Regions from separate parts of the Homo sapiens genome. Here region 1 is linked to region 2. A link is a loop called in an ENCODE intact Hi-C map of the cell type or tissue named here. Cell type or tissue: Caco-2. All regions are shown on one strand. Each heading gives the region's core, and the rest is flanking DNA. Links, peaks and the distances in the headings are about the cores only. Region 1 has its middle 120 kb from the start of ZNF217. Region 2 has its middle 150 kb from the start of BCAS1-AS1.

Region 1 (15,234 bases), core at 4,800-12,799, 56 kb after region 2:
TGGGCAACAGAGTGAGTCTCAAAAAAAAAAAAAAGTTTAAATAATACCTCCCAAAATAAAATGTATGATTATTATTGTATGTATTATTAATTATTATAATATTAAAGCATTGAGGAAGAATGGGAAACATCGTAAACTCTTCTATCTTCTTTGTAGTTCCTTTGGTAGTTTTAGTCTGAAATAATTTGATTTTTACAGACCTACAGCGTTCCCACGGGCCATTCACCCAACTTCCCTAATTATTAACATCTTACGTAATCCTAAGTCATTTACTAAAACTAAGAAATTTACATTGATGAAATACTATTCACTCAGCTTCAGACTTTATTCCAATTTCACCAGCTTTTCAATTAATGTCCTCTTCCTATTCCAGAATCCCACCCAAGACACCACACTGCGCTGAGTCTTCACATCTCCTTGCCTCCTTAAGTCAGAGACAAACTACTGTTTTATCACTGGCGCCATTCTCAGCCAACAGGAAGACTCAGAGGGAAAGAAAATACTTTGATTTTTTCCCTTTTTTTTTTTTTTGAGTCAGAGTCTTGCTCTGTTATCCAGACTGGAGTTCAGTGGCGCGATCTCAGCTCACTGCAGCCTTCCCTTCCTGCGTTCAAACTATTCTCGTGCCTCAGCCTCCCTAGTAGCTAGGATTACAGGCACACACCACCACGCCTGGCTAATTTTTTTTATTTTTAGTAGAGATGGGGTTTCGTCATGTTGGCCAGGATGGTCTCGAACTCCTGACCTCAAGTAATCCACCCGACTCGGTCTCCCAAAGTGCTGGGATTACAGGCATGAGCCATCATCCCCAGCATCCTACTTTTTAAGTGTAATTAAATAATTTTTAAAAAAGAATAATTAGGCCAGTCGCGGTGGCTCACGCCTGTAATCCCAGCACTTTGGGAGGCTGAGGCAGGTGGATCACGAGGTCAGGAATTCAAGACCAGCCTGGCCAACATGGTGAAACCCCATCTCTACTAAAAAATACAAAACTTAGCTGGGCATGGTGGCAGGTGCCTGTAATCCCAGCTACTCGGGAGGCTGAGGCAGGAGAATCGCTTGAACCCAGGCAGCAGAGGTTGCAGTGAGCTGACATCGCACCACTGCACTCCAGCTTGGGCGATAGAGTGAGACTCCATCTCAAAAAAAAAAAAAAAAAAAGAATAATTAATGGTGCAAGCCAGACTTATGAAGAGCTTTATTACGTGTAGGGCCCACCGTAAATGGAAACTCTGGTGCCCCTGGTTCAAATTTGTGAAGGGTTTTAAGACATCAGTATTGAAGCATTAAACCAAGCATGGGGCCTTCTGAGATCAGGGCCCTGTGCAGCTGCCCAGGTTGCATATCCTGGAGCCGACCTTGGCCATGAAGGCCAAACAAAATGTCTTGGGGCCAGACTGGGATCTACCTGGGTGATCAGTTTTCCTGAATTTTGTTTCACACCATAAACTCCCTCAAGAGAAGGGGCTGTGTTTCCTGAAAACCTTCCACATACTCCTTGTCTAGCAGGAGCTCAGGATTAGATGAGAGGAAGATCTGTATGATAGACCTACCTATGATAGATCTAGATTTGCATAGGTGAGGAGAAGCAGACATGCGTAGAGAGCTTCGGTAGCAGCAATGGAGCGTTTAATACTTTATGGGAAAGGAAACAAGTAAACTCTTTTTTTTTTTTTTTTTTTGAGATGGAGTCTCACTCTGTCACCCAGGCTGGAGTACAGTGGCATGATCTCGGCTCACTGCAACCTCTGCCTCCTGGGTTCAAGTGATTCTCTGCCTCAGCCTCCTGAGTAGCTGGGATTGCAGGTGCACGCCACCACGCCCCCGCTAATTTTTGTATTTTTAGTAGAGACGGGGTTTCCCCATGTTGGCCAGGCTGGTCTCAAACTCCTGGCCTCAAGTGATCCTCCCGCCTCGGCCTCCCAAAGTGCTGGGATTATGAGCATGAGCCAGCACACCCGACCAACAAGAAGTAGACTCTTAATCTTGAAGATTACAAAAATAATAATAAAAGGAATTGTCAACATTATCAAGCACTTCTTATGTGCCAGACACTGTTCTGAGCATTTTATATATTCACTCATTTGTTTAACCTTCAAAACAACCCTAAGAGGCAGGGATGATCATGGTACCCATTTTACAGATGAAGAAACTGAGGCACAGTGAAGTTAAGTCACTTGTCCCAGGTCACACAGCTAGGCAACGGTGCAGTCGGGACGCTGTTTAGTTCGTCTGCCTCCAGAGCCAGCACCCTTAGAATGCACTGCTGCAGAATGAATGGCTGGGCTTCCAGGAAGAGGACCATGGCATCCTTAGGCTGGTGCTGGAAGTTGGCCAAGGAAGTTTTTGCCAGCACCAGGTGGGATCAGGGTAATGGGAGGAGGAAACCAATAGGAAATAGATTTTGAAGGAAGAACAGGCAGCCTGGGCAGCTGGGAGGTCTGCAGAGTGGGAAGCAAAGATGGCTTCAGGCGACCCCTAGAGAAACTGGCCTCTAAGCTGCTCTGCCTAAGGCAAGAAAGAAATTCAGAGGCCAGGCGATGTGGCTCAGGTGATCCACCCGCCTCGGACTTTGGGAGGCCGAGGCGGGTGGATCACCTCAAGTCAGAAGTTCAAGACCAGCCGGGCCAACATGGTGAAACCCCGTCTCTACTAAAATACAAAAATTAGCTGGGTGTGGAGACGCGTGCCCGTAATCCGTGCTACTCAGGAGGCTGAGGCAGGAGAATCGCTTGAACCGGGGAGGCGATGGTTGCAGATTGCGCCACTACACTCCAATCTGGGCGACAGAGACTGTCCCAGAAAAAAAAAAGAAAGAAAATAAGGAAATTCAGATCTCTGGAGATAGAGACCAGGGAAGAGAGTTAAGAGGGAAAAACGTGAAGGAGGGAAGTGGAGCCAGCGCCTCTGGGACACCTGTGGAAGAAGAGAAGGAGGGCGAGGAGAAGAGCACAGCGGACAAGAGGAGCTTGTGCGGAAGAAAGGCCGAGGGCGGGTGTGGGAGTTGAGGGGTCTGTGGTGCAATCCCCTCCCCCAGCTCCGCTGCTCAGCTTTCGTCATTCTCACCTGACCTGTCGCATTCCACAGTAGTTGGAGGTGCTGGGTCTTTAGTACAAGCCAGGTGACTGGGGACCACTCCGCACAAGGCAGAGGGGAGGGGCGTTTCAGGGGTCCCAGTGTCTCCCCGACCCCTGGGAGTTTTCTCCACCTCTGCCAGGCACACTTGGTACTATGGGAAGCACCAGGACCCACCTTGGGCTGGGGTTGAAAGGAAGAATTTGATGGTTCTGCGCAGGAGCCCTTGTCCACCCACAGCCCTGGTCCACCTGGTGCGGGGGATTCCTCTTTATCCCATTTGGGGAAGGTTATAGCAAGCAAGGGCAATGGTCCCCTGTCATGGTCATCATTGTCCCCTGCTGCCGATGGCAGGATCAGGTGCAGAGGGGTGCTCAGTGTTTGTTGAGTGCATGAATGAAGTCCAGCAAACACAACTAGACCCGAGGGACTCACTGGGGTTGACAGGCAGGCTCCCTGGGAGGGGAAGGGGCTGCAGGAAGGAGGGGACCTGGGTTTGGGGAAGAATTGGTGCAGAATCCTGCCCCAGGCATGGTGGTGGCTACTCCGGAGGCTGAGGCAGGAGAATTGCTTGAACCCCTGAGGCGGAGGTTGCAGCGAGCCGAGACTGCGCCATTGCACTCCAGCCTGAGCAACAAGAGCGAAACTCCATCTCAAAAATAAATAAATAAATAAAATAAAAATCAAAATCCTGGCCCAGGATCTGGTCCCTAAGCTAAAGTCCCATCGTGGGTGCCGGCTAGTGAGAGAAAGGGAGCATTCGCAGCCTGGCTCACCCCAGCCCCCAGAAAGGCAGAGTCTCTCAAGCACGTGCACATTTGGAGCTGGGTAATTCTTTGTGGGGATTGCTTTGTGCGTTGTCTATTGTGCAGCATCTCAGCACCTTCACCCGCTAGATGACCCATGGTGATCCTCCCCACATTGGGAAAACCAACATGTCTCCAGACACTGCCAAACCAGGCCTCCACGCCTGGCTAATTTTTGTATTTTAGTAGAGACGGGGTTTCAGCATGTTGACCAGCCTTGGAATCGGCCACTGCTTTACGGTAACCTGCCCTCTTCTTTCCTCACCTCCGCGTCACAGACGCCTGGTTTCCAGCAACTCTGGTGGATTTTGCAATCACCAATCTGAGGACATCAGAGGAAAACTGAGACACCACAGGACACCTGAGTTCTCCCGCAAAACCCCTTTCCAGAGTGAGTTCAGTGGAATTCAAGCTGATGGATGTTACATCCACGCTCAAGATACTTTGTCAGTTTGTTGTGGTTGTTAGTGATTCAGCTGCTTTGTTTTAAAAATGAAGACACCAGGGCTCACAGGAGTTAAGTGACCTGCCCAAGTTCACGCAGCTCGCTGCCAAGCAAGCAGACCATTCATTTCTTACCTGCACGAACTAGTGGGAATGCTGCCAAATGATACAATTTTGAGTTGGCGAAGGGCATTCATGTTGGCGCTTTTAACCTCAAAGTGCCTGAAGGGTTAAGTAAAGTACCCTGGGGCCCGCTTTCCATTTCCAGCCTGCTCCCGGGGCTTTCTGTTTTGCTAAATGCCTGAAGGAGGCAGCTTGGCCAGCTGCAGCCTGTTTGGACATAACACTCAGTTGAGGGTCATTGTGATGCTCCTGAAAACAGGGAGAGAGGGAGGGAGGGAAGGAAGGAAGGAAGGGAGGGAAGGAAGGAGGGAGGGAAGTAGGGAGGGAAGAAGGAAGGAAGGGAAGGAGGGAGGAAAACTTCAAGTTCTTCAAACGCATGTATCAGGAATGAAGCAGGCGGGCTGTGGAACCAGTGGACGCCATGAGGCAATGTTTTTACATAAAACAATGAGGAGCAAGTGAGTGAAACTGGTTTGTTTTAAAACATGGTTGTCGTGTGTCATGCACTGTCCTCTCCGAGCCTTACTCACCTCTGTTGGCACGTGTGAGCCAGAGCTCACCCTGAACCTTAGGGATCAGGGTCATGTGTCAGACCAAGCCCCGGGAAGGGCAAGGCCAGAATCAGCATTCACCACCTGGATTGTTCCAGAATCCCAAACAACTCGAGGATGTGGCTCGCCACACTGGCTGCAGACGCCCTCACACTGGTGTTTGTCAGCAGACTCTGGTAAAGGGCTGCTTATGAGTTCCTTCCCAGACCTAGAGACATGTTTCTGCACTAGGCTGTGTGTGTCCCCAGCAGTGGTTCAGGTTGAGTGGGTAGCAGACAAGCAGAGGTAAGGCAACCAGATGCTGCACAGTCATTAAATATGTTTTTGTTGAGCACCTACTGTATACCAGGCACTGTTTTAGTCACTGGAATACAGCTACAGCTAAGTTCCTGCCCTTCCTCCTTGATCTGACAGAGTAGTCCATGGAGACAGTTAATAAACAAATCAATATTTATAATTTGCTCTGTTGCCCAGGCTGGAATGTAGTGACACAATCAGAGGTCACTGCAGCCTCGACCTCCTGGGCTCAGGGCTCAGGTAGTCCTCCCACCTCAGCCTCCCAAGTAGCTGGGACCACAGGCACACACTGCTACACCAGGCTAATATTTTCTGTTATTTAGATGGGGTCTACCCCGTTGCAATCCGTTACCATAAGATGCTGGTAATTCTCATGAGAAAACTGAAGCTGAATCAAGGGCTAGAGAATAACAGAGGGGGGCCATTTTAGGTAAGGGAAACAGGGAAGCCCTCTTGGAAAAGGGTGGGTTGGGGTTTTCTGGATTTTTCTTTTCTTTTTTTTTTTGGAGACAGGATTTCATTCTGTCACCCAGGCTGGATTATAGTGGCATAATCATAGCTCACTGCAGCCTCGACCTCCTGAGCTCAAGCAATCCTCCTCTCACCTCAGTCCTCCCGAGTAGCTGGGACTATATGCATGCATCACCATGCCCGGCTCATTTTATGTATTTTATTTATTTTTGTTTTTTTGAGAAGAAGTCGCACTCTGTCATACAGGCTGGAGTGCAGTGGCACAATCTCGGCTCACTGCAGCCTCCACCTCCAGGGTTCGAGCAATTCTCCTGCCTCAGCCTGCTGAGTATCTGAGATTACAGGCGCATGCCACCACACCTGGCTAATTTTTGTATTTTTAGTAGAGATGGGGTTTCACCATGTTGGCCAGGCTGATCTCGAACTCCTGACCTTGGGTGATCCACCCACCTCGGCCTCCCAAAGTGCTGGGATTACAGGCGTGAGCCACCGTGCCTGGCCTGGCTAATTTTTTATTTTTTGTAGAAACAGGGTCTCGCTATGTTGGTCAGGTTGGTCTCGAACTCCTGGACTCAAGGAATCCTAAGGAGGGAGATTGGAGGCTGTTCTGGAACACATACCATCAATGTCTTAGGTAAGAATGGAGTCCAAGGCCGGGTGCAGTGGCTCGCGCCTGTAATCCCAGCACTTTGGGAGGCCGAGGCAGGCGGATCACAAGGTCAGGAGATCGAGACCATCCTGGCTAACACGGTGAAACCCCATCTCTGCTAAAAATATAAAAAGTTAGCCGGGCGTGGTGGCAGGCGCCTGTAGTCCCAGCTACTCAGGAGATTGAGGCAGGAGAATGGCATGAACCCGGGAGGCAGAGGTTGCAGTGAGCCGAGATCACGCCACTGCACTCCAGCCTGGGCGACAGGGCGAGACTCCATCTCAAAAAAAAAAAAAGAATGGAGTCCAAGACTGTCAAACACACTTTTGAAAAAGGAGGTGGCTCAAACAGATATTGGTACACCAGGACTCACCACAGCATTATTCACAATAGTGAAAATGTGGAAATAACTCAAATGTACATCATCAGATGAACAGATTAACACAATGTAATATATACATGCAATGGAATATTATTCCACCTTAAAAAATAGAATTCTGGGCTGGGTGTGGTGGCACGCCTATAATCCCATCACTTTGGGAGGCCAAGAAGGATCACTCGCGCTCAGGAGTTCAAGACCAGCCTGGGCAACACAGGGAGATCCCCTTCTACAAAAATAATAGGAAATATTAGCCAGATGTAGCAGTGTGCATCTGTGGTCCCAGCTACTTGGGAGGCTGAGGTGGGAGGATTGCCTGAGCCCTGAGCTCGGGAGGTCGAGGCTGCAGTGATCTGTGATTGTGTCACTGCACTCCAGCCTGGGCAACAGAGTGAGAGCCGGTCTCAAAAAAAAAAAAAAAAAGGGGAATACTGATATATGCCTCAACATGGATGAATTTTGAGGACATTATGCTAAGTGCATGAGGCGAGACACAAAAGGACAAATATGAATATTGTATGGTTCCACTTATATGAGATACCTAGAATAGTGAAATGTATAGAGACGGAAAGTAGAGTGGAGGTTGCCAGGAGGTGGGAAAGGGGCGGATGGGAGTTAGTGTGTTTTTTTTGTTTTGTTTTGTTTTTCTTGAGACAGAGTCTTGCTCTGTCAGCCAGGCTGGAGTGCAGTGGCGCGATCTCAGCTCACTGCAACCTCCGCCTACTGGGTCCAAGCAATTCTCCTGCCTCAGCCTCCCAAGTAGCTGGGACTATAGGTGCACGCCACCACGCCTGGCTAATTTGTGTATTTTTTGTAGAGACGGGGTTTCACCACATTGGCCAGGCTGGTCTCAAACTCCTGACCTTGTGATCCATCCACCTCGGCCTCCCAAAGTGCTGGGATTACAGGCCTGAGCCACCATGCCTGGCCGGGGAGTTAGTGTTTAACAGGGATGGCATTTCAGTTTGGAATAATGAAAAAGTTCTGGAGATGGATGGTGGTGGTGGGTGCACAATGAGGTGAATGTACTTACTGTCACTGAACCATGCCTTGAAAAATGGTTACAATGAGGCCATGCATGGTAGCTCATGCCTGTAATCCCAACATTTTGGGAGGCTGAGGTGGGAGGATTGCTTGAGCCCAGGAGTTTGAGAGATCAGCCTGAGCAACATAGCAAGACCCCATCTCTACAAAAAAAAAAAAAAAATAGAAAAATTAGCTGGGCATGGTGGTACATGCCTGTAGTGCCAGCTACTCTGGAGGCTAGGATGGGAGGATGGCTTGAGCCTGGGGAGGTCAAAGCTGCAGTGAGCTGTCACTATGCCACTGCACTTTAGCCTGGGCAACAAAGTGAAACCCTGTTAAAAAAAAGAAAGAAAAGAAGACAGGGGAGGGGAGGGGAGGGGAGGGGAGGGGAGGATGGTCAGACTGGTAGATTTTTGTCTCGTATATTTTACCACAATTTTTAAAAACACACTTAACTGAAAAAAAAGAGGTAGTTGGTGGAGGGAGGAAGGCAGGGACAGGAACTACATTTGTTGAGTGAAAATGACCCTGGACCAGTCAGCCTGTTAAGCCTTCCATGCGTATTATCTCATTTAATCTTTACAACGTCTTTAGGCTTTAGATGTGAGCCTAGTTTACAGCTGAGCAAACCAATGCTCACAGCGATTCAGTGCCACAACAAAGCTGTGATTCCGTTCCACATTCCTCTCTCTGCCCACACTATTAACCTGCTGCCTTTAACCCACACATCACCCCCTTGTCATTTGCTTGAGCCATCTGCAAAAACCACTCTCTCCCATGCTACTTTCAACAGAGTTGGCTGCCACGGTAGAGACCTTAAAAGGGGCTGAATTGCATAGGATGAATTCATAAAAAATATGAGCTCATTTGAATCTTGAAATCTCAATGGTATCATTTTCATTTTGAAAATAAGTCATGTCACTTGTTCCACACACAAATTCAGGTACTTTTCTGGACACTGGAGAGTGTTAAAGAGATAAAGAAGCCAGCTACTTGATGAAGAGCCTGATCTAATAGGATAATCAGATAAAGAAATCAAAAGCACCAACTCTGTGTCACAAGCATTTGCTCAGGATGCAGAGGAAGCTCAGAGGATCCCAGAGAAGGGGTTTGCAGTTACTCCTAAGAAACCAGAACGCTCTTCCTCCCTAGAAAATGTTAGTCACCCTAGAACTTAAACTGAGTTAAGCAGAACTCTAACTTGCAGTTTCTGACACACTTTCACTTCCCCACCCACCTTCCTTCCCACTGGTCAGTTTCCTGGGAAACATTCGCATTTGGAGAACAAAAATACCAATAACATGTCATTAGAATGTCATCAACATGACAAGAACATTTTGTTAAAATAATTACAAGTCCTAAAGTACATGTGACAATTATTTTTAAATAAAATTCCTTTCACAGCAGGGAGTCACTAATGAGATGCTTTGTGTGTGTATATGTGTGTGTATGTGTGCAGGTGTGTATTGTGTGCCTGTGTATATGTGTATGTAAATGTGTGAATGCATGTGTACGTGTATGTGCATGTGTGTGTTTGAGCCTGTGTGCATGTGTATGTGTGCGCTTGTATATATGTGTGTGCTTGTGTGTATGTGTTTGTGTGTGTGTGTGCTTGTATATATGTGTGTGCTTGTGTTTGTGTGTGTATGTGTGCGCATGTGTGTGTGAGCTTGTGTGTGTGCGTACACATGTATTTAATACAAAAAAGCATTTGATTTCTCAGGATGTTTATGCCCTGGGTCAGAACAGTGATTGAGGTTTAATATTAACTTTGGCACAATTTAGGTAAATTCTGTTACTTGGAAAGAATTAGCAAGGCCTCTGGGGTTTTGTGATGGAGACAAGATATCATGGTTGTAACAAAACCTCATTTTTGTTAACTTTGTCCAAGAAAGAATAGGATGCTGCTGTTTCAAGAGATTTCGGTTCTGGGTCTCAAGTCAAAGGAAGGTTTGAGAATGTGGTGCATCAGAACTCTTTGTACTGGCTCTGGAAAGCTGATTTTGCACATGTCTTTTCAACTCTATCCTCACAGACTGCAGTCTAAAATTAGACATGGTGGGAATATTTACACCGTGGAAACTGACAAACACAACCAAGACTCCTCTGCCTCCACCCACTAGAACCAGTTAACCAGAGTGCCACTGGTCTAGGAGTTATAAACAGTTACTTTATACAGTTGTTCATGGGTATACAGCTTACCCATGAGATCCTGAAATAGACTGTTTCTGCTCATGTGAACTGCACCTCTGTGGTTAGAAAGGATGTTACTGTAATTTATGATACAAGATGGAGCCCTTTTCTCTTGTTTAAAAATGCACTGAAAGGATGTTGCAGGCCCCAAATGTGGGTTATCATAGCTTGCTTAGAAAGGGGAATTTGTAAAAGGGGCAATCTCTAGTTCTGGCAAGAAACTCTATCTGGGCTCCCACTAAGGGATTAAGTATCACGCAAGTACATTCTTGCAGCAGACCGATTCAGCTGGGAGGAAAGTCTCGCCACAACCGAGGGGTTTAGAGGAAAATAACAAATTGCTTCTCAGAACTGGTAGAGAGGATCTTTCAATTCAAGAACATACAGACAGCAAAATGCACAGAATGTAGAGACAGGGTGGGTTTTTTATTTTTATTTTTCAGGGAATTGTGCTCACCACATGTTCTGGTTCCATGGACAGAGAACACATTTTATCCCATCTGTAAGTAGAATATTTAAGATTCCTGAAATATTTTGAGTTTCCAAAAGAATTTTATCCTCAATTGATGATGCCTTGGTGCCTGAGTTACAATCTTAGAAAAGTCATACATGTGGTGAAATCAAATGTTGCATATAGTTAAGAACTTACCTGCTTGTAAGGTGAAGTCGCATGAGGAAAATTGACTTACTCATTGTGACCAAGAATTTGAAAATTCAAGCAAACACAGCCTTGAGGAAAGAGATGTATGAATGCAGCTTGCCTAATATTGGTCTAGCCTACAATTATGTGCAGTTATTCATGTGTATCCTTGGACATTACAATAAAAATACACCCAGAAAAGGAACTTATTTTGGCTTCAGTGTCAAGCATGATTTAAAAATACGAAAGTTTGGCCAGGCATGGTGGCTCACGCTTATAATCCAAGCACTTTGGGAGGCCAAGGTGGGTGGATCACTTGAGGTCAGGAGTTCAAGACCAGCCTGGCCAACATGGTGAAACCCTGTCTCTACTAAAAATACAAAAATTAGCTGGGTGTGGTGGCGGGCGCCTGTAATCCCAGCTACTCGGGTGGCTGAGGCAGGAGAATCGCTTGAACCCAGAAGGAGGAGGTTGCAGTGAGCTGGGATCATGACACTACACTCCAACCTGGGCAACAGAGCGAGACTTTGTCTCAAAATAATAATAAGAAGAAAATCAAAGGCCGGGCGCAGTGGCTCACGCCTGTAATTCCAGCACTTTGGGAGGCCGAGGCGGGTGAATCACCTGTGGTCGGGAGTTCGAGACCAGCCTGACCAACATGGAGAAACCCTGTCTCTACTAAAAATACAAAAAATTAGCCAAGTATGGTGGCGCATGCCTGTAATCCCAGTTACTCCGGAGGCTGAGGCAGGAGAAATGCTTGAACCTGGGAGGCGGAGGTTGCGGTGAGCTGAGATTGCACCACTGCACACCAGCCTGGGCAACAAGAGTGAAACTCCGTCTCAAAAATAAATAAATTAATTAAATAAAATAAAAATACAAAAAGTTATAGAGAAATTTTATTTTATCAGGACTTCTAAAGGGAAGACTTGCCTTCAAAGAAAACTCCAAACTATATTTTCCTAAGTCTCTCTCTCTGAATATTAACTAGCAGAATTACAGATGGAAGGCTTGGTAGGAGAGGGGAAAAATATAATTGGTGCACATATCTATTCTAAGCCAGAATGTGAGGTTTGTTATGGTTTCTTTTTATTTGCTTCCTTCTTCTCCTTTTTGGAATTCTGGCAGTGCCTCAAAAAGTTAAGCATAGCATTATCATATGATCCAACAATCCCACTCCTAGGTAAAAAAAAAAAAAAAAATTGAAAACAGGAAAGCAAACAGATATTTGTGCAGCCATGTTCATAGCAACACTACACGCAATACCTAAAATATGGAAGCAACCCAAATTCCATCAAGGGATGAACGGATAAACAAGATGTTGTACGTCCATGCAGTGGAATAGTATCCAGTTTTTGTTTTGTTTTTGTTTTTGTTTGACACGGAGTCTCGCTCTGTTGCCAGGCTGGAGTACAGCAGGGCAATCTCGGCTCACTGCATCCTCCGACTCCCTGGTTCAAGCCATTCTCCTGCCTCAGCCTCCCGAGTAGCTGGGATTACAGGCACACGCCACCACGCCCGGCTGATTTTTGTATTTTTAGTAGAGACGGGGTTTCACCATGTTGGCCAGGATGGTCTCCGTCTCCTGACCTCGTGATCTGTCCTCCTCGGCCTCCCAAAGTGCTGGGATTACAGGCATGAGCCACCGCGCCTGGCCATATCCAGTTTTTAAAAGAAATGAACAGGCCAGGCGGGGTGGCTCACACCTGTAATCCCAGCACTTTGGGAGGCAGAGGCAGGCGGATCACAAGCTCAGGAGATCGAGACCATCCTGGCCAACACGGTGAAACCCTGTCTCTACTAAAAATACAAAAATTAGCCGGGTGCGGTGGCGGGCGCCTGTAGTCCCAGCTACTCCAGAGGCTGAGGCAGGAGAATGGCGTGAACCCGGGAGGCGGAGCTTGCAGTGAGCCAAGATTGGGCCACTGCACTCCAGCCTGGGCGACAGAGCGAGACTCCGTCTCAAAAAAAAATAATAATAAAATAAAATAAGAAAGAAAAGAAATGAACAGGCTGGATGCAGGGGCTTATGCCTGTAATCCCAGCACTTTGGGAGGCTGAGGCAGGAGGATCACATGAGACCAGAAGTTTAAGATCAGCCTCAGCAACATAACAAGACTTCATCTCTACAAAAAATAAAATAAAACAAATAAAATGAAATAAAAAACACCCCGGGCGCTATAGCTTACAGCTGTAATCCCATCATTTTGGGAGGCCAACGCGGGCGGGTCACTTGAAGTCAGGAGTTGGAGACCAGCCTGGCCAACATGGTAGACCCCCGTCTCTACTAAAAATACAAAAATTAGCTGGATGTGGTGGCACGCACCTGTCGTACCAGCTACTCAGGATGCTGAGGCCGGAGAATTGCTTGAACCCGGGAGGCGGAAGTTGCAGTGAGCCGAGATTGTGCCACTGCACTCCAGCCTGGGCGACAGAGCAAGACTCCATCTCAAAAAAATAAATAGGCCAGCTCACGCCTGTAATCCCAGCACTTTGGGAGGCCGAGGCAGGTGGATCACTAGAGGTCAGGAGTTCAACACCGGCCTGACCAACATGGTGAAACCCCATCTCTACTAAAAATACAAAAAAAATTAGCTGGGCCTGGTGGCACCCGCCTATAATCCCAGCTACTTGGGAGGCTGAGGCAGGAGAATGGCTTGAACCTGGGAGGTGGAGGTTGCAGTGAGCCAAGATTGTGCCATTGCACTCCAGCCTGGGTGACAAAAGCAAAAGACTCCGTCTCAATAAATAAATAAATAAATAATAAAAAATTTAAAAAGTAAACTTCTGATATGTGCTACAACATTAAGGCTTAAGATCATGCTTAGTGGGCCGGGCGCAGTGACTCATGCCTGTAATCCCAGCACTTTGGGAGGCCGAGGCAGGCGGATCATCTGAGGTCAGGAGTTCGAGACCAGCCTGGCTAACATGATGAAACCCTGTTTCTACTAAAAATACAAAAAATTAGCCGGGCGTGTTGGCATGTGCCTGCAATCCCAGCTACTTGGGAGGCTAAGGCAGGAGAGTTGCTTGAACCCGGGAGGCAAAGGTTGCAGTGAACCAAGATCACACAACTGCACTCTAGCCTGGTCGACAGAGAGAGACTCTGGCTCAATAATAATAATAATAATAATAATAATAATAATAATAATAATAGCCTGGTTTGATGCTGTACACCTGAGTTCTCAGTTACTCAGGAGGGTGAGGCGGGCAGATCACTTGAGCTTGGGAGACGGAGGCTGCAGTGAACCATGACTGTACCATTGCACTGCACCCTGGGCGACGGAGCAACACCCCGTCTCAAATAAATAAATACATAAGAAACTACAAAAATGTATGGAGTCTTGCTCTGTCGCCCAGACTAGAGTGCAGTGGTACGATTTCAGCTCACTGCAGCCACCATTTTCTGGGTTCAAATGATTCTCCTGCCTCAGCCTCTCGAGTAACTGGGGCTACAGGCATGCGCCACCACGCCTGGCTAATATTTGTATTTTTAGTAGAGATGGGGTTTCACCATGTTGCCTGGCTGGTCTCAAACTCCTAGCATCAAGTGATCCGCCAGCCTCAGCCTCCCAAATGCTGGGATACAAGCATGAGCCACCACACCCGCCCCCTCACCCCCCCACTATTTATAAACACTGAATCTGCCCTATTTTATTTAAGAACACAGGTAATACCCTAAAGGTTGACATATTTCATCTTGTTTCCACTCGCCATGGTTCTGCAATGTCTGCTATTCTATTCGAAGACTTGCTGGGGTTTTTTTGTTTTGTTTTGTTTTGTTTTGTTTGAGACGGAGACTTGCTGTGTCGCCCAGACTGGAGCGCAGTGGCGCGATCTCGGCTCACTGCAAGCTCCGCCTCCCAGGTTCACGCCATTCTCCTGCCTCGGCCTCCTGAGTAGCTGGGACTTACAGGCGCCCGCCACCACGCCCGGCTAATTTTTTTGTATTATTTTAGTAGAGACGGGGTTTCACCGTGTTAGCCAGGATGGTTTCGATCTCCTGACCTCGTGGTGGTCCGTCCGCCTCGGCCTGCCAAAGTGCTGGGTTACAGGCGTGAGCCACCGCGCCCGGCCTTTTTTTTTTTTTTTTTCTTTAGACGGAGTTTCGCTCTTGTCCCCAGGCTGGAGTGCAGTGGTGTGATCTCGGCTCACTGCAACCTCCGCCTCCTGGGTTCAAGCGACTCTCCTGCTTCACCCTCCCGAGTAGCTGGGATTATAGGTTCATGCCACCACGCCTGGCTAATTTTTTTGTATTTTTAGTAGAGACGGGGTTTCGCCATGTTGGGCAGGCTAGTCTCAAACTCCTGACAGCAGGTGATCCGCCCACCTCGGCCTGCCAAAGTGCTGGGTTACAGGCGTGAGCCACTGTGCCCGGCCGCAGGCCTGTTTTAAGGATCAGACAAGTCAGTACCTGAGCAGCATAAAGCCATGAGTAGCTTTTTCAGTAAAACATTGTCTTTATAGCTCCATTTTTTACTTACTTTAGAGTGATTTAAATGAAAATAATATATTATTGCTTATAATATAATATGAGGAAAACTCCTGGCAATGGGAAGGAATGAACTGTGGACGCATGC
Region 2 (15,234 bases), core at 2,310-10,309:
CTTGAACCCAGGAGACAGAGGTTGCAGTGAGCTGAGATCCCGCCACTGCACTCCAGCCTGGCAACAGAGCAAGATTCTGTCTCAAAAAAAAAAAAAAAAAAAAAAAAAAAAGAGCCAGGCAAAGCTCTGGGGGCAGAACTGTAGAGGCCCAGGGAAAAGCAAGGGCAAAAAACCCTGAGGCCAGACCAAGTTGCAGTGAACAGAGGCAGATGCACGTGCGCTACCATGCCCAGCTAATTTTTGTATTTTTAGTAGAGATGGGGTTTTACCATGTTAAGAAAATAAAATATCCAGTTCTCCCCAGTCATTCCCAGGGTGATTAAGGTGGGGAAGGGTCAGAGTGAGCTGGCAATTTTGATGTTTGAAAGTTCTGGCTGGGCACAGTGGCTCAAACCTGTAAACCCAGCACTTTGGGAGGCCAAGGCGGGCAGACCACTTGAGCCGAAGAGTTTGAGACCAGCCTGACCAACATGGTGAAACCTCATCTCTATTTTAAAAAATACAGCCGGACACGATGGCTCACACCTGTAATCCCATCACTTTGAGAGGCCCAGGCGGGTGGATCACTTGAGGTCAGGAGTTTGAGACCAGACTGGCCAACATGGTGAAACCTTGTCTCTATTAAAAACAGAAAAATTAGCCGGGCATGGTGGTGCACGCCTGTAATCCCGGCTACTTGGGAGGCTGAGGCAGGAGAATTGCTTGAACCTGGGGGATGGAAGTTGCAGCAAGCCGAGATTGCACCACTGCACTTCAGCCTGAGCAACAGAGAAAGACTCTGTCTCAAAAGAATATGTGTGTGTGTGTGTGTATATATATATATATGTGTGTGTGTATATATGTGTGTGTGTATATATATATGTGTGTATATATATGTGTGTGTGTATATATATGTATATATGTGTGTGTGTGTGTGTGTGTGTGTGTGTGTGTGTGTGTATCTCTCTAGAATCCTGGTTTGGTGGCACACATCTGTAGTCCCAACTACTCAGGAGGTTGAGGTGGGAGGATGGCTTGAGACTGGGAGGTTGAGGCTGCAGTGAGCCGAGACTGCAGCACTGCACTCTAGCGTGGGCAGCAGAGTGAGACCCTGTCTCAAAAGAAAGTTCTGGATGAAGAAAACCAAGATTTAACAAGGGCAAAAGAGCAATAAAAATGATTCCAATTTTTGGAAGCTTACAAGAACCATCGTTGTACCAAAATTATCCTATATGAGATATTAGAAAACCAAAAAACTAGTTCAAATAAGAAAAAAATTCTGTAAAATATAGAAATCTACTTAGGAGTCTGATGCGGGCATATGCAGTTGATTGTCAGCCCTGTCTACCACGGAGGAGCCACATTAAACAAGGCATTAACTGTAGTCCACGTCAAGCTACTTCCAAGTGGCTGTTTAAAGATTTTTAAACATAGGGGATATTGTTTATGAAATGTAATCTGATCACCCAAGCAAAAATGACACAAATTCCACAGCAACTGCAGAGATTAAAGAAGTGTTTTAAGGACAAACTCCACATGAATCCCTTATCTAGCACCCGTCTTGTAAATTTACTCACCAAATAAGAGCTTTCAGGAGAGACGCTAAGGGATAAAGACAATTCACTCTTCAGAGAAAGACTTTCAGTGGACTTTGAAATTCCACTTTCAAATTGAGGCATAAACACCACTAAACCTGTGGGATTAAAAGACATAGTAAGGCATTATTATGTTTTTTACAGAGCCTAAAAATAATATTAATGTAATAATAACAGCAGCTGTATAATGAAAAGAGGCTCCGATAAAATTACAAAAAAATACAAATTTAAAAAAAAATAATAACAGCAGCGGACATTTCCTGAGCTAAGTGTTTTCTACTTATTAACTCTAATTGTCAAAGGGATTTATCATCTTCCTTTTGTAGATGAGGGCAATGGGGTCTCCCAGGGGGGTGTGTGGCTTGCCCCAAAATGCACAGCTATTGAACAATGTCCAGGCTCTGACAGGGGCAGGTCAGTGCTAAGTCAGTCTCCAAACTATGTTCCTTGTCGCATCTTGAGTAAGTTAATTCAGTGCCTCCCGGCATGGGGGAGAGAACAATGTAGAGATCACTTTCAGAGACTAATAATAACAACTAGCCTTAATTGAGCACCTGCTGTGTGCTCCATTCCAAGGCTAAGTGCTTTCACTCAGATCATCTCATCTGATTTTCATGATAAGCCTAGGAGTAGGTACTTCTATTATTTTCACTCGACAGCTGAGGGACCTAGGGCTCAGGTAGGTTCAGTAACTTAGCTAAGGTTACACATCCACGAAGGGCCAAAACCAGATATGAAACCCTGTAGTCAGATCTACCTGTCTACATGTTTAGCCAATACACTACAGTGAGGCAAATGGAAAAGAAATCACAAGTAGACGGGGTAGGTTAGAAGTTTGGATGCAACTCAGACATAGTCTCATTGCATCCCATGTATATTTCTCTTCACAGCAAATTGAAAATGGTGATTAACTGCAACCAAATTAAAATTTATATAATGAGTTGAACTCTTTCAGGAGTTTTCTCTGTTTTTCTGTTGATACCTCTCTATATTTTAAGGCAATGTCACTTTGCTTTGCTTACAAATATATTGAATATGTCAAGATTACTATTTTGTTATTACCTTTGTGAATTTCCTTGTCTATTTTGCTGGCTTGTTCTTCCAGATGAAATTTATTATTTGATTAATGTTGCCAAAAATGGTAAGAAAAATATCAATTATAGTAATAAAATGTTTTGTGGGGAAAGCATGGTAATTAAATGATTAGTTGTGAAAGTATTTCTTTGGTGTGTGCTTCCATTTGATTAGATTGTAAGACTTTTATCTGCCTTGGTGTCTCATTCCCGGTGTCTGTCACAGAGTTTGCACATAGCCAATGCTCCACTGGTATCTTTTAACAGGTTTGGGGGACTTGGGGCTTGTTTTGGTTTTGGTTTTGGTTTTGGTTTGAGTAAATGAAGCAATCATTGGAAAGGTGTAGGGGAAGTGCAAAGAGCCATAGGACCAGGGAATCCGAAATCATGGTTCCAAACTAGAAAGCAAGCACTTTCACTTTTTTCTTTCAAAATTTCTTTCTTCCAGAAACTTAATCCTAGCACAATTTTGATCACTAGGCCAAAATCATTCTACATGTCTGTCTTAGTCCCTTTGGGCTACCGTAACAAAATACCATAGACTGGGTAGCTTAGAGCAACAGACATTGATTTCTCCCAGTTCTAGAAGCTGGAAGTCAGAGAACAGAATGTCAGCATCTGGTATCCTGATCTCTGACTCCCACTGACCTCTGGGTACTACCATCAGGCTCTGGTGACAGCCGGCTTCCAGGCTGCAGACTGCCAACGTGGCAGAAAGGGAAAGTTCCCTGGGATTGCCTTTATAAGGGCACTAATCCCACGCATGAGGGCTCCACTCTCATGACCTCACCACCTCCCAAAGATCCCCACCTTCAAATACCAACACATTAGGGATTAAGATTTCAACAGATGAATTTGGAGGGAAAACAAACATTCAGTCCATCGCTATGTCCGCCATCAAAGAAAGAAACTCGGAAACACTCAAATGGTTACTTCCCACACACTCAGCTTCCAACCTTCAGCACCATTGGGTTTATTTTATTTTATTTATTTATTTATTCATTTATTTTTTTGAGATGGAGTCTCACACTCTCGCCTGGGCTGGAGTGCAATGGCGCAATCTCGGCTGACTGCAACCTCCACCTCCCGGGTTCAAGCAACTCTCCTGCCTCAGCCTCCTGAGTAGCTGGGATTACAGGTGCCCACCACCACGCCCGGCTAATTTGTTGTATTTTTAGTAGAGACGAGGTTTCACTATGTTGGCCAGGCTGGTCTCGAACTCCTGACCTCGTGATCTGCCCGCCTCAGCCTCCCAAAGTGCTGGGATTACAGGCATGAGCCACCTCGCCCAGCATCATTGGGTTTACTTAGGATAAAAATATAATTGTTAACTTCTCAAGGAGTTACACCTTGGGGGGTGCCGTTCCATTTATTAGTACCTTGGATGTTAATCTTGTTGGTTGGCACGAGGGGGGATCTTATGGTGCATCGGGGTCACACTTAGATTCTTACCGACCTAGCTTCCCTCTCTGCTCCTTGTGTCACTCAAGCATCTTAAGTCAGACTAAAAGTGACCGTGTAGAATAACAAAAGGCTACAGATTTGAAGAGCACAGTCTGCAGTAATCTTACTTGGCCATGGTAGATGATACGGCCCGCTGGTTAAGTCTTGGAGGCAGACTTAAGACAAGAAGCTCAAGGCTGAGTAACTGGGAAGTTCATGCCTCCTCCATCCACCATGCTGGAGAAATAAATGTAGACAGAAGCAAATCCAAATGAACGTCCTTCTCTTGGTAGGACTGCAGTCTTCGATTTTCAAGTCTAATACGCCCAGCTTCAAAATCTGGGTCTGCCACGGGACAAACTTCGGCAGCTTCCTTTACTTCTCTAAGCCTTGTGTGTATGGGAATAACATAATAGGGCCTCTTTCAGAATTCTGGAGTCAACCGGGCATGGTGGCTCACACCTGTAATCCCAGCACTTTGGGAGGCCAAGACGGGCAGATCACTTGAGATCAGAGTTCGAGACCAGCCTGGCCAACATGGTGAAACCTGTCTCTGCTAAAAATACAAAAATTAGCTGGGTATGGTGGTGAGAACCTGTAATCCCAGCTGCTCGGGAGGCTGATGCAGGAGAATCACTTGAGCTGGGAAGTGGAGGGTGCAGTTAGCCAAGATTGCACCACTGCACTCCAGCCTGGGCAACAGAATGAGACCCTGTCTCTCAAGAAAAAAAAAAAAAAAAGCCAGGCATGCTGGTTCATGCCTGTAATTCCAGCACTTTGGGAGGCTGAGGTGGGAGGATCATCTGAAGTCAGGAGTTTGAGACCAGCCTGGCCAACATGGTGAGACCCTGTCTCTACTAAAAAAAAAAAAAAAAAAAAAATACAAAAATTAACTGGGTGTGGTGGTGGGCGCCTGTAATCTCAGCTACTCGGGAGGCCGAGGCAAGGAATTGCTTGAACCCAGGAGGCGGAGGTTGTAGTGAGCTGACATCCCACCACTGCATTCCAGCCTGGGCGACTGAGCGAGACTCGGTCTCAAAAAAAAAAAAAAAAAGTTGGAGTCAAGTTTAAATAAGATAAAGATTATAAAGCCCTGGCCGGGTGCAGTGGCTCAAGCCTGTAATCCCAGCACTTTGGGAAGCCGAGGCAGGCAGATCACCTGAGGTCAGGAGTTTGAGACCAGCTTGGCCAACGTGGTGAAACCTCATCTCTACTAAAAATACAAAAATTAGCCAGGCATGGTGGTGGGTGCCTGTAATCCCAGCTACTTGGGAGGCTGAGGCAGGAGAATTGCTTGAACCCAGGAGGTGGAGGTTGCAGTGAACCGAGATCGTGCCATTGCACTCTAGCCTGGGTGACAAGAGCGAAAACTCTGTCTCAAAAAAAAAAAGTCCGGGCGCGGTGGCTCACGCCTGTAATCCCAGCACTTTGGGAGGCCGAGGCGGGCGGATCACGAGGTCAAGAGATTGAGACCATCCTGGCTAACACAGTGAAACCCCGTATAAAAAATTAGCTGGGCGTGGTGGAGGGCGCCTGTAGTCCCAGCTACTCGGGAGGCTGAGGCAGGAGAACAGCATGAACCCGAGAGGCAGAGCTCGCAGTGAGCCGAGATCCCGCTACTGCACTCCAGCCTGGACGACAGAGCAAGACTCCGTCTCAAAAAAAAAAAAAAAAAAATTATAAAGCATTTAGTGCAATGGCTAAAAAAAAAAGTGCTTGATAAATTGATTGCTACTATTAGTGTTATGATTATTAGTGACACAGAATATAGCCAGCTATTTATTTATAGAAAGAGGTCCCAAACTTTATGTAACACAGAAATCTTCACTTTCCTTTTGTGTCTTTTTCTTCCCTCAAAGAAAAAAAACAAATTTTTAGCCAAAACAAAAATGATGGAACAGCTCAGAGTTGGTACAATACAATTTACTTCTTAGGTTCTCATGTTTATACTGGGGAGATACTAGTGTATTTATCAATGCCTTAAGCAAAGAGAAGTGCAGCATAGACTAAGTGGCACCCTCATTTTCATTTTATATCTCTTTCTTCAGCCCACCCTCCTAATGATCGCGTGTATATTTTAGGTACATCTCTTCTGTATAAATCCTCCCACCCCCACTTTTTGTAAGCATGAAGATTAAGTGGACAAAGACAAATTCAATTAAGCTGTAAGCTTTGGTGACCAGCAGCTATTTTTCTTGAGAAACTGAATCCAAACATCTCAGGGGTGGGGACGAGCTTGCAATGCGCTTCTGAATGCAAAGGAGGCAGGACTTGAGCATAAATCACGCGACAAACTGAGCCCTCCTCTATTAATCTTTTCTTCAGAAAAAGACACTGTTTTAAGGGGAAATTAAAGGCAATCAATAAGCAGGCTCGCCTGCACGGCTTCTGAGCTCAAGATGCAAATATCATTCCAAATTCTGGATTCCAAAGAGACCCCTCCATTGATATGTTAATCGTCTCCTCGTGTTTCTATGACCTCAGATCCTGGCAGGGCATGAAGCCATACTTACAGGAAACAAAAGGAAAGCACGTTGTAGAACAAACATTTGCTAAGTGGACTTTGACTGTAAACCCCAACTTGTCATGTGCTAAAGGATGGAATTCTCCACGAGCCAGGGGCTGATGCCCTGAATGTTTAATATGTTTACATGTTTAAAGAGCTGCCATGACGTATTCTTTATCTGGTATCACCTGACATCTCGGCTTCATATTCATGGTGCACAAGACAGCAAAGGTTTTGGTGCTGTCATCCCAAATAAAGACAACTTTTGGCAATTGGAAATAAAATTCAGTTGCCTACAAATCAAAGATGACTGCAACCAAATGTTGATTACCTGTTTATAAATTCACCAAGTCAACAGCAAATTCAGAGACTACTTATTTGGCACCGATTGTAGGCAAGATATTGGGCTAGGGCACTGCGGATACACAGATGAACATGTTTGACAAGAAGGTTATGTTTTTAGGGGCAGGTAGGCAATATACAATCTAAAAAATAACAATAAATTGGGTTTGGGTGAGTGCTATGAAGAATAAAACCAGATCGTGAAAAAGAGAATAACTAGGGGTGGAGAGGGGGTAGAGGAGGTCCTTCCTGAAAAAATCATGTAGGTACAGAAATTCAAGGAGGTCAGGCAGTAACAGGTAGTCTGCAGAGGTGACATTCCAGACACAGGGACAGTAAGTGCCAAGGTCTTGAGGTAGACAAGGGCTTGTGTTTGAGAATCAGAAAGCAGCCAATGTAGCTAACCTGTGGTGGATGAGATTGTGGCTTACCCTCAAGAAAGAGCCAGCTCCTACAGCATCATGAAGGTAGCAATACTTTATGAGAATCAAGTTCAATATTCAAAAAAAAATAGCCAGGCACAGTGGCTCATGCCTGTAATCCCAGCACTTTGGGAGGCCAAGGCGGGAGGATCATTTGAGGTCAGGAGTTCAAGACCAGCCTGGCCATCATGGTGAAACCCTGTCTCTACTAAAATTAGCTGGGCGTGGTGACACACTCCTGTAGTCCCAACTACTCGGTAGGCTGAGGCAAGAGAATCACTTGAACCCTGGAGGAGGAGGTTGCAATGAGCCGAGATCGCGCCACTGCACTCCAGCCAGGGCAGACAGAGTGAGACTCTGTCTCAAAAATAAATAAATAAATAAATAAACAAATAAAGTTTTCCCATCAGTAAAGATGCATATCTCTTCTCCAATCCTGAACACTCTAAAAGAATCTCAAAGGTTGACCAAGCATATATTTTTGAAGAGTTTGAGGCAGGGCATGGTGGCTCACCCCTGTAATCTCAGCACTTTGGGAGGCCAAGACGGGAGACTCACTTGAGATCAGGAATTAGAGGCCAGCCAGAGCAAGATCCCGTCTCTTCAAAAAATTCTTTAAAATTAGCCACGCATGGGGCAGGGTGCGGTGTCTCACACCTGTAATCCCAGCACTTTGGGAGGCCAAAGCGGGCAGATCACAAGGTCAGGAGATCAAGACCATCCTGGCCAACATGATGAAACCCCCTCTCTACTAAAATACAAAAAATTAGCGTGCCTGGACTACATGCCTGTAGTCCTTGCTACTCGGAAGGCTGAGGCAGGGGAATTGCTTGAACCCAGGAGGCGGAGGTTGCGGTGAGCCGAGATCACGCCACTGCACTCTAGCCTGGCAACAGAGCAAGACTCCGTCTCAAAAAAATAAAATAAAATTAGACACGCTTGGTGGTGCATGTAGTCCCGGCTACTCAGGAGGCTGAGGAGGGGGGATCACTTGAGGCCAGGAGTTCGAGACTGCAGGGAGTTATGATTGCACCACTGCACTCCACCCTGGACAACAGAGTGAGACCCTGTCAGGGAAAAAAAAAAAAAAAGGACAAAGGTGGGCACTAACATTTGACCCATTTTCCCATTCAGGCACATGTCTATAAACCAGAGATTCTCACCCAGGGGTGAGTTTGCCTTGAGAGAAACACTGGGCAAAGGTCAAAGGCATGTTTTTCTGTCGCCTCCTGGAACATGGGGTACGTGTTACTAGTATGTAATGAGCAGAGGCCAGAGAAGCTGTTTAACATCCTACAGTGCACAGGATGGCCCCTCAACAAAGGATGGCCTCTCCCAGAATTTGAATATAATAGAAACCCTGCCATAGAGCAAAAGCTCCTTGTAAGGAGAAGGTTCTCGGCCGGGTGCGGTGGCTCACGCCTGTAATCCCAGCACTTTGGGAGGCCGAGGTAGGCAGATCACAAAGTCAGGAGTTCGAGACCAGCCTGGCCAATATGGTGAAACCCTGTCTCTACTAAAAATACAAAAATTAGCTGGGCGTGGTGGATCCCAGCTACTCCAGAGGCTGAGGCAGGAGAATTGCTTGAACCCGGGAGGCGGAGGTTGCAGTGAGCCAAGATCGCGCTACTACACTCTAGCCTGGGCAACAGAGCAAGACTGCATCTCAAAAACAAAAAAGAAGCAACTTCTCTGTAAGGGCACAGTGTGATGTCTTCCTTCTCTGCCACACTATGGGCCTAGTGATATTCATCCTACTGCCTTCTGAGGCCACCCAATGATGTGCCATAGTATAGTAGCACTGGGGTCACAGACTAAGGGCTGGGAAGGATATGATGGGAACAGAAGCAAATAGAAGTGTTAACTGAGGCTTTACTCACACCAGGCCCTGAACTAACTTCTTTACATCAATGTAATCATTATCCTCAAGACAGCCCTGCAAAGTAGGTACTTTTTTTTTTTTTTTTTTTTTTTTTTGAGACAGTCTCACTCTGTCATCCAGGCTGGAGTGCAGTGGCATGATCTCAGCTCACTGCAAACTTCTGACTCCCAGGTTCAAGTGATTCTCTGCCTCAGCCTCCTGAGTAGGATTACAGGCGCCTGCTACTATGCCCAGCTAATTTTTGTATTTTTAGTAGAGACGGGGTTTCACCATCTTGGCCAGGCTAGTCTTGAACTCCTGACCTCAGATGATCCACCCGCCTCGACCTCCCAAAGTACTGGGATTACAGCCGTGAGCCACCATGCCCAGCCAGTAGGTACTGTTTTTATGCACATTTTACAGATGAGGAAGTTGAGGCTCAGGGACATTAATATCACACTTCAAGGAATTAGGAATTTGGGGATTCTAACCCAGGGTGCCTGAACTCTTCATTTCTCCTCTTCATTAATATTCTGTGAAAAGCTCTGAGTGTTTGCCTTTAAAAAGCAATCAAGGCCCGGCACAGTGGCTCACGCCTGTAATCCTAGCACTTTGGGAGGACGAGGCAGGTGGATCACAAGGTCAGGAGTTCAAAACCAGCCTGGCCAAGATGGTGAAACCCCGTCTCTACTAAAAATACAAAAATTAGCTGGGCACAGTGGCAGGAGCCTGTAATCCCAGCTACTCGGGAGGCTGAGGCAGGAGAATTGCTTGAACCCAGGCGGCAGAGGTTGCAGTGAGCCAAGATCACGCCACTGCACTCCAGCCTGGGCAACAGAGTGAGACTCCACCTAAAAAAAAAAAAAAAAAAAAAGCAATCAAATGGGCTTCCCTTGCCCCTAACAGTGAGCAATTGGAGTCCAATATGCCTTAACTATCAGGTTTGCCAATGTGCTACGATTGTTCTGCTCAGACTATGAAGCGAATGTATCAATTCCAAGTGGTGCCATTGCATTCATTTTTGTTGCAAAATATTTGACTGGGCTATGAATATTTTCCCTCAACTCGACCCTTTTATTTACCTGCCAAATCCATGGTTCCTCCAAGAGTCTCCTCTGTGGAGGCAAATACAAATGACAGTGAAATCTCGATTCACTGGAAACAGGTTATACAAAGCCTACCTTCTTCTCTTTCTTATTTTTGGCCTTGTGCCCCATTTTTAGAAATAATGTAAATCACAAGAAAATAACCTAATATTTAAAATTTATTTTTAAACCACAACCAAAGAAACTCCACTTTGGGGAAGTCTTGAGGTTCACATAAGTGCAGCTCAAACTGCTGCAAGTTCACGGAACTCAACCTGCGTCATTGGACCCAGAGCTGTTGCTCTGGTCAGACCACCAATCATTACAGAGATACTCAATTATGTTTGGACACTTACTAAGGAAGCAAAGATTCTGAAATGCTTAAAGGCTTTCAAATGACACGGAATGATGTTCAAGATTTCTACATATTCTTGGCCGGGCACGGTGGCTCACTCCTGTAATCCTAGCACTTTGGGAGGCTGAGGAGGGCAGATTGCCTGAGTTCAGGAGTTCGAGACCACCCTGGGCAACATGGTGAGACCCTGTCTCTACTAAAAAAAAAAAAAAAAAAAAAAACTGTGACTCTGCTGAAATACAACAACAACAAAAAATGGCCAGTTGGCCGGGAGCGGTGGCTCATGCCTGTAATCCCAGCATTTTGGGAGGCCGAGGCGGGTGGATCACGAGGTAGGAGATCGAGACCATCCTGGCTAACACGGTGAAACCCCGTTTCTATTAAAAATACAAAAAATTAGCCGGGCGAGGTGGCGAGCGCCTGTAGTCCCAGCTACTCGGGAGGCTGAGGCAGGAGAAAGGCGTGAACCCCGGGGGGCGGAACCTGCCGTGAGCCGAGATCGCGCCACTGCCCTCCAGCCTGTGCGACAGCGAGACTCCGTCTCAAAAAAAAAAAAAAAAAAAAAACCGGCCAGTTGCAGTGGCTCACGCCTGTAATCCCAGCACTTTGGGAGGCCGAGACGGGTGAATTACAAAGTCAAGAGATCAAGGCCATCCTGGCCAACATGGTGAAACCTCGTCTCTACTAAAAACACAAAAAAATTAGCCGGGCGTGGTGGCGGGCGACTGCAGTCCCAGCTACTCGGGAGGCTGAGGCAGGAGAATGGCGTGACCCCGGGAGGCGGAGCTTGCAGTGAGCCGAGATTGCACCATTGCGCTCCAGCCTGGGCGACAGAATGAGACTCCATCTCAAAAAACAAAACAAAACAAAACAAACGATTTCTACATATTCTTGAGCTCTATGACAAATGCCAGCCACTTCAAGCCCCCTGCAAAACCCTGAGCAGATGGTGAGGAATTTTCTTTTTTGAATGGAATTTGAATTGAAGTCATATTGGATATCCCTCCTACGTTTCTGACCCTCGGTCTCCATGGCACAGCTTGCCCTGGTCACGCAGTCTTCTCTCTGTCCCTGAAATGTGCCAGGCTCTTCCCTGCCTGGGGTTCCTGCATTTGCTGTTCTCTCTGTGGAAAGGGCCATTTCCCAGATTGCTGGTCGCTTCTCATCCTTAGGGTCTCTGCTCAGGCAGCCCCAATAAAGTGGTCCCTACCAGTCCAGCAGTCCCGATCCACATCACTACCCACCTTTTGTTCCTTTGTGGAATCTGTCAGTTCTCTGCATTGTCTCGTCCACCTTTTATGGGAGATCGGTAAAGAGCATGCACAGAAGTGCTGTGTGGTTACCAGGGGGACTCTCAAATCCGAATGGCTGACCTTCATATTCACCGGGCACTTCACCAGCTGTGGGACTTTTAAAATATACTTAACCTGGCCAGGCATGGTGGCTCATGCCTGTAATCCCAGTACTTCTGGAGGCCGAGGCAGGCAGATCACTTGAGGTCAGGAGTTCAAGACCAGCCTGGCCAAGATGGTGAAACCCCATCTCTACTAAAAATACAAAAATTAGCCAGGAATGGTGGCAGGCACCTGTAATCCCAGCTACTCAGGAGGTTGAGGCAGGAGAATCACTTGAACCTTGGAGGCGGAGGTTGCAGTGAGCTGAGGTCACACCACTGTACTCCAGCCTGAGTGACAGAGTGAGACTTCGTCTAAAAAAAAAAGTATATATATATATGCTCTTAACCTTTTGGTTTCCTAGTTCCCTCATTTGCAAAATAGGAAAGCATAAAATGAATTAATATATTAACTGCTGAGGACACCACCCAGCATGTAATAAGTACTACATAAGAGTTGCCATGTATTAATAAATACTATTATTTTGTTAACTGTAATTAAATAAATACATCAACTATTCTATTCTATCCTGCATTGGTTTACAAATCAGTTAATTTTTCTACGTATTAGTATTTGATGAGCTCCCCTACTAGAAAGGGATTGCCCTGAGACAGGCACTGTGGAGCACAGTTCCTGGCATGCAGTAGGTGCCCAATCATGTTTTGTTGAAGGAAGGAAGGAATTAAAATGCTGCCCTTCCTTTCATCAAGGATGATCATAATACTCCCAGTAGAGCCTGGGGGAACTGAAATAGAAAGGTTCTATGGAATCTCAGTAGAAAATCCTCAAGATGGTATTTTAGCAGGTCATCTTGAAAGGTCGGAGAGAGTCTGGTGCCTCAGTCAGGAGGTGGCTCCCGGTCTCTATGCGCTGACGGAGATGAACGCACAGCAAGTGGCAGCGTGTCTGTGCAGCTGGCAGATCGTCTTCTAGGCATGCGCACTCGCTGAATGAACGATCCAGCATTCTCCCGGGGAGCCAGCCGCACTGCCTGCTCCCTGGACAATCAGAATGTAATAACCTGAATCCTTTCATTGCTGAGCCTGGGTTTATTTAAGTTTGAAACGCACTTTGAAAACAAACTTAAGGCCGGGCGCGGTGGCTCACACCTGTGATCCCAGCACTTTGGGAAGCCGAGGCGGGCAGATGACCTGAGGTCAGGAGTTTGAGACCAGCCTGGCCAACGTGGTAAAACCCCGTCTCTACTAAAAATAGAAAAATTAGCTGAGCGTGCTGATGCATGCCTGTAATCCCAGCTACTCAGGAGGCCAAGGCAGGAGAATTGCTTGAACCTGGGAGGTGGAGGTTGCAGTAAGCCAAGATTGCGCCACTGCACTCTAGCCTGGGCGACAGAGCAAGACTCTGTCAAAAAAAAAAGAAGTTAAAGATAATCTTATTTTTTTAATATTTTATTTTATTTTATTTTATTTTTTGAGACAGTCTCGCTCTGTTGCCCACGCTGGAGTGCAATGGTGCCATCTCAGCTCACTGCAATCTCTGCCTCCCAGGTTCAAGCAATTCTCCATCTCAGCCTCCTGAATTGCTGGAATTATAGGTGCCCGCCACCATGCCTGGCTAATTTTTTTTGTATTTTTAGTACAGACGGGGTTTCACCATGTTGGCCAGGCTGGTCTTGAACTCCTGACCTTGTGATCTGCCCACCTCGGCCTCCCAAAGTGCTAGGATTACAGGCGTGAGCCACCATGCCCGGCTGATAATCACATTTTTTTAAAAAAAACAAAACCATTAGGTGGAGAGCAATACACAAAGGATAGTGAAGCTGGAAGGGAGGAGTTTGGGTCCTTGATAACTTCCTTAAAATGCCCCAATAGCCCTGCAAGCTAAGACTACATATTACAAGGAAAAAATAAATAAAATCCTATTTAATAACCCACCATTTGGTAGTTTTTGCTACAGGCAGCCAAGGCAATCTAACCCGCAGGGAGGCACCCAGGAGTATGTGCTACATAGAGGGGCGTGGGTGTTCTACCTCAGCAAAGCTGAAAGTGACCTTTGCTAATCCAGCCAGCTCTCCAGGACTCAGGGGGAAAACTCATTCACCATATAGAAAGGTATATACTGGAGATGCATCACCTAAGCATTTAACTCACCAAATAAGCAGCGGGGGAGAGAAATCCTTTTATTGACTGTCATCAACTTTCCACATTCAAACTAGATCTTGGCCTTTGATGCACGCGGAAAAAGCAAAGCCAAGCCAAATGCTAAGACAAGCAGGAAAATTCCTCCTTGGCTTTTGGGCGTCCAAGAGCTTCAGTCCCAGTAATTTAAGCAATTAAAGATGCCAACTGATCTTCTGCCCTGGAGCTTCTTCCTAGTGACAGACACTGATGTACAAGTCTGCAACAAAACTTTACACTCATCTAGTGGTAGAAGAAAAAATACTGCATCCTCAAAGAAGGCAGGAGAAACAACACAGGCCAACAAATTACTGTGTGTCTACTGAGTATAGTTTCCTGTGGGGTTAAACTTAGGAATTTAAGAGAATCTGAAAATGACAATATTGCCTTTAGGTTTATATACCATTTAATAATAATAATCAATTAACTAAGCTAGCTGGCATTTTTTGAGCACTTATTATTTGCCATTAATGGTGCCACACATTTCACATGGATCTTTCTTATGTAAGCCTCACAAGCCCACGAAGGAGAAACTGTTATTATCCCATTTTACAGATGAGAAAGCTAATGCAGAGCATAGCTAAGAAATGTGTCCAGGCCAGGAATGGTGGCTCACGCCTGTAATCTCAACACTTTGGGAGGCAAAGACGGGCAGATCCCTTGAGCCCAGTTTGAGACCAGCCTGGGCAACATGGTAAAACCCTGTCTCTACAAAAAAATATAAAAATTATTCGGGTGTGGTGGCATATGCCTGTGGTCCCAGCTGCTTGGGAGGCTAAGGTGGGAGGATGATTTGAGCACAGGAGGTTGAGGCTGTAGTGAGCCATGATTGTGCCACTGCACTCCAGCCTGGGTGACAGAGCAAGACCCTGGTCTCAAAAAAAGAAATGTGGCTGAGTGCAGTGGCTCACGCCTGTAATTCCAGCACTTTGGGAGGCCGAGGTGGGTGGATGTCTTGAGGTCAGGAGTTCGAGACCAGCCTGGCCAACATGGAGAAACCTCATCTCTACTAAAAATACAAAATAGCCGGGCGTGGTGGCG

The links. Peaks named below come from ENCODE experiments on the same cell type or tissue, not always from the same donor. Only the 100,000 strongest peaks of a DNase experiment are listed, where the experiment ranks them.
Region 1: it touches region 2 in a loop (4-fold over the local background); 9 of 110 quality-filtered maps call a loop at or near these places.

Annotation. Positions count from the first base shown.
Region 1 is chr20:53,701,690-53,716,923 of GRCh38, reverse strand. No RefSeq gene overlaps it. Among named protein-coding and RNA genes, the nearest start is that of ZNF217, 120 kb to the right of the region's middle. RefSeq lists a silencer at 1,188-1,388 and enhancers at 2,907-3,808, 3,809-4,709, 4,710-5,611, 8,872-8,921. In Caco-2, for the core only: no CTCF peak of the experiment used is centred there; DNase peaks (open chromatin) are centred at 5,489 and 8,473.
Region 2 is chr20:53,755,454-53,770,687 of GRCh38, reverse strand. No RefSeq gene overlaps it. Among named protein-coding and RNA genes, the nearest start is that of BCAS1-AS1, 150 kb to the left of the region's middle. RefSeq lists enhancers at 1,951-2,547, 2,870-3,039, 7,241-7,907. In Caco-2, for the core only: a CTCF peak has its summit at 6,422; DNase peaks (open chromatin) are centred at 3,357 and 6,677; H3K4me3 peaks cover 603 bases.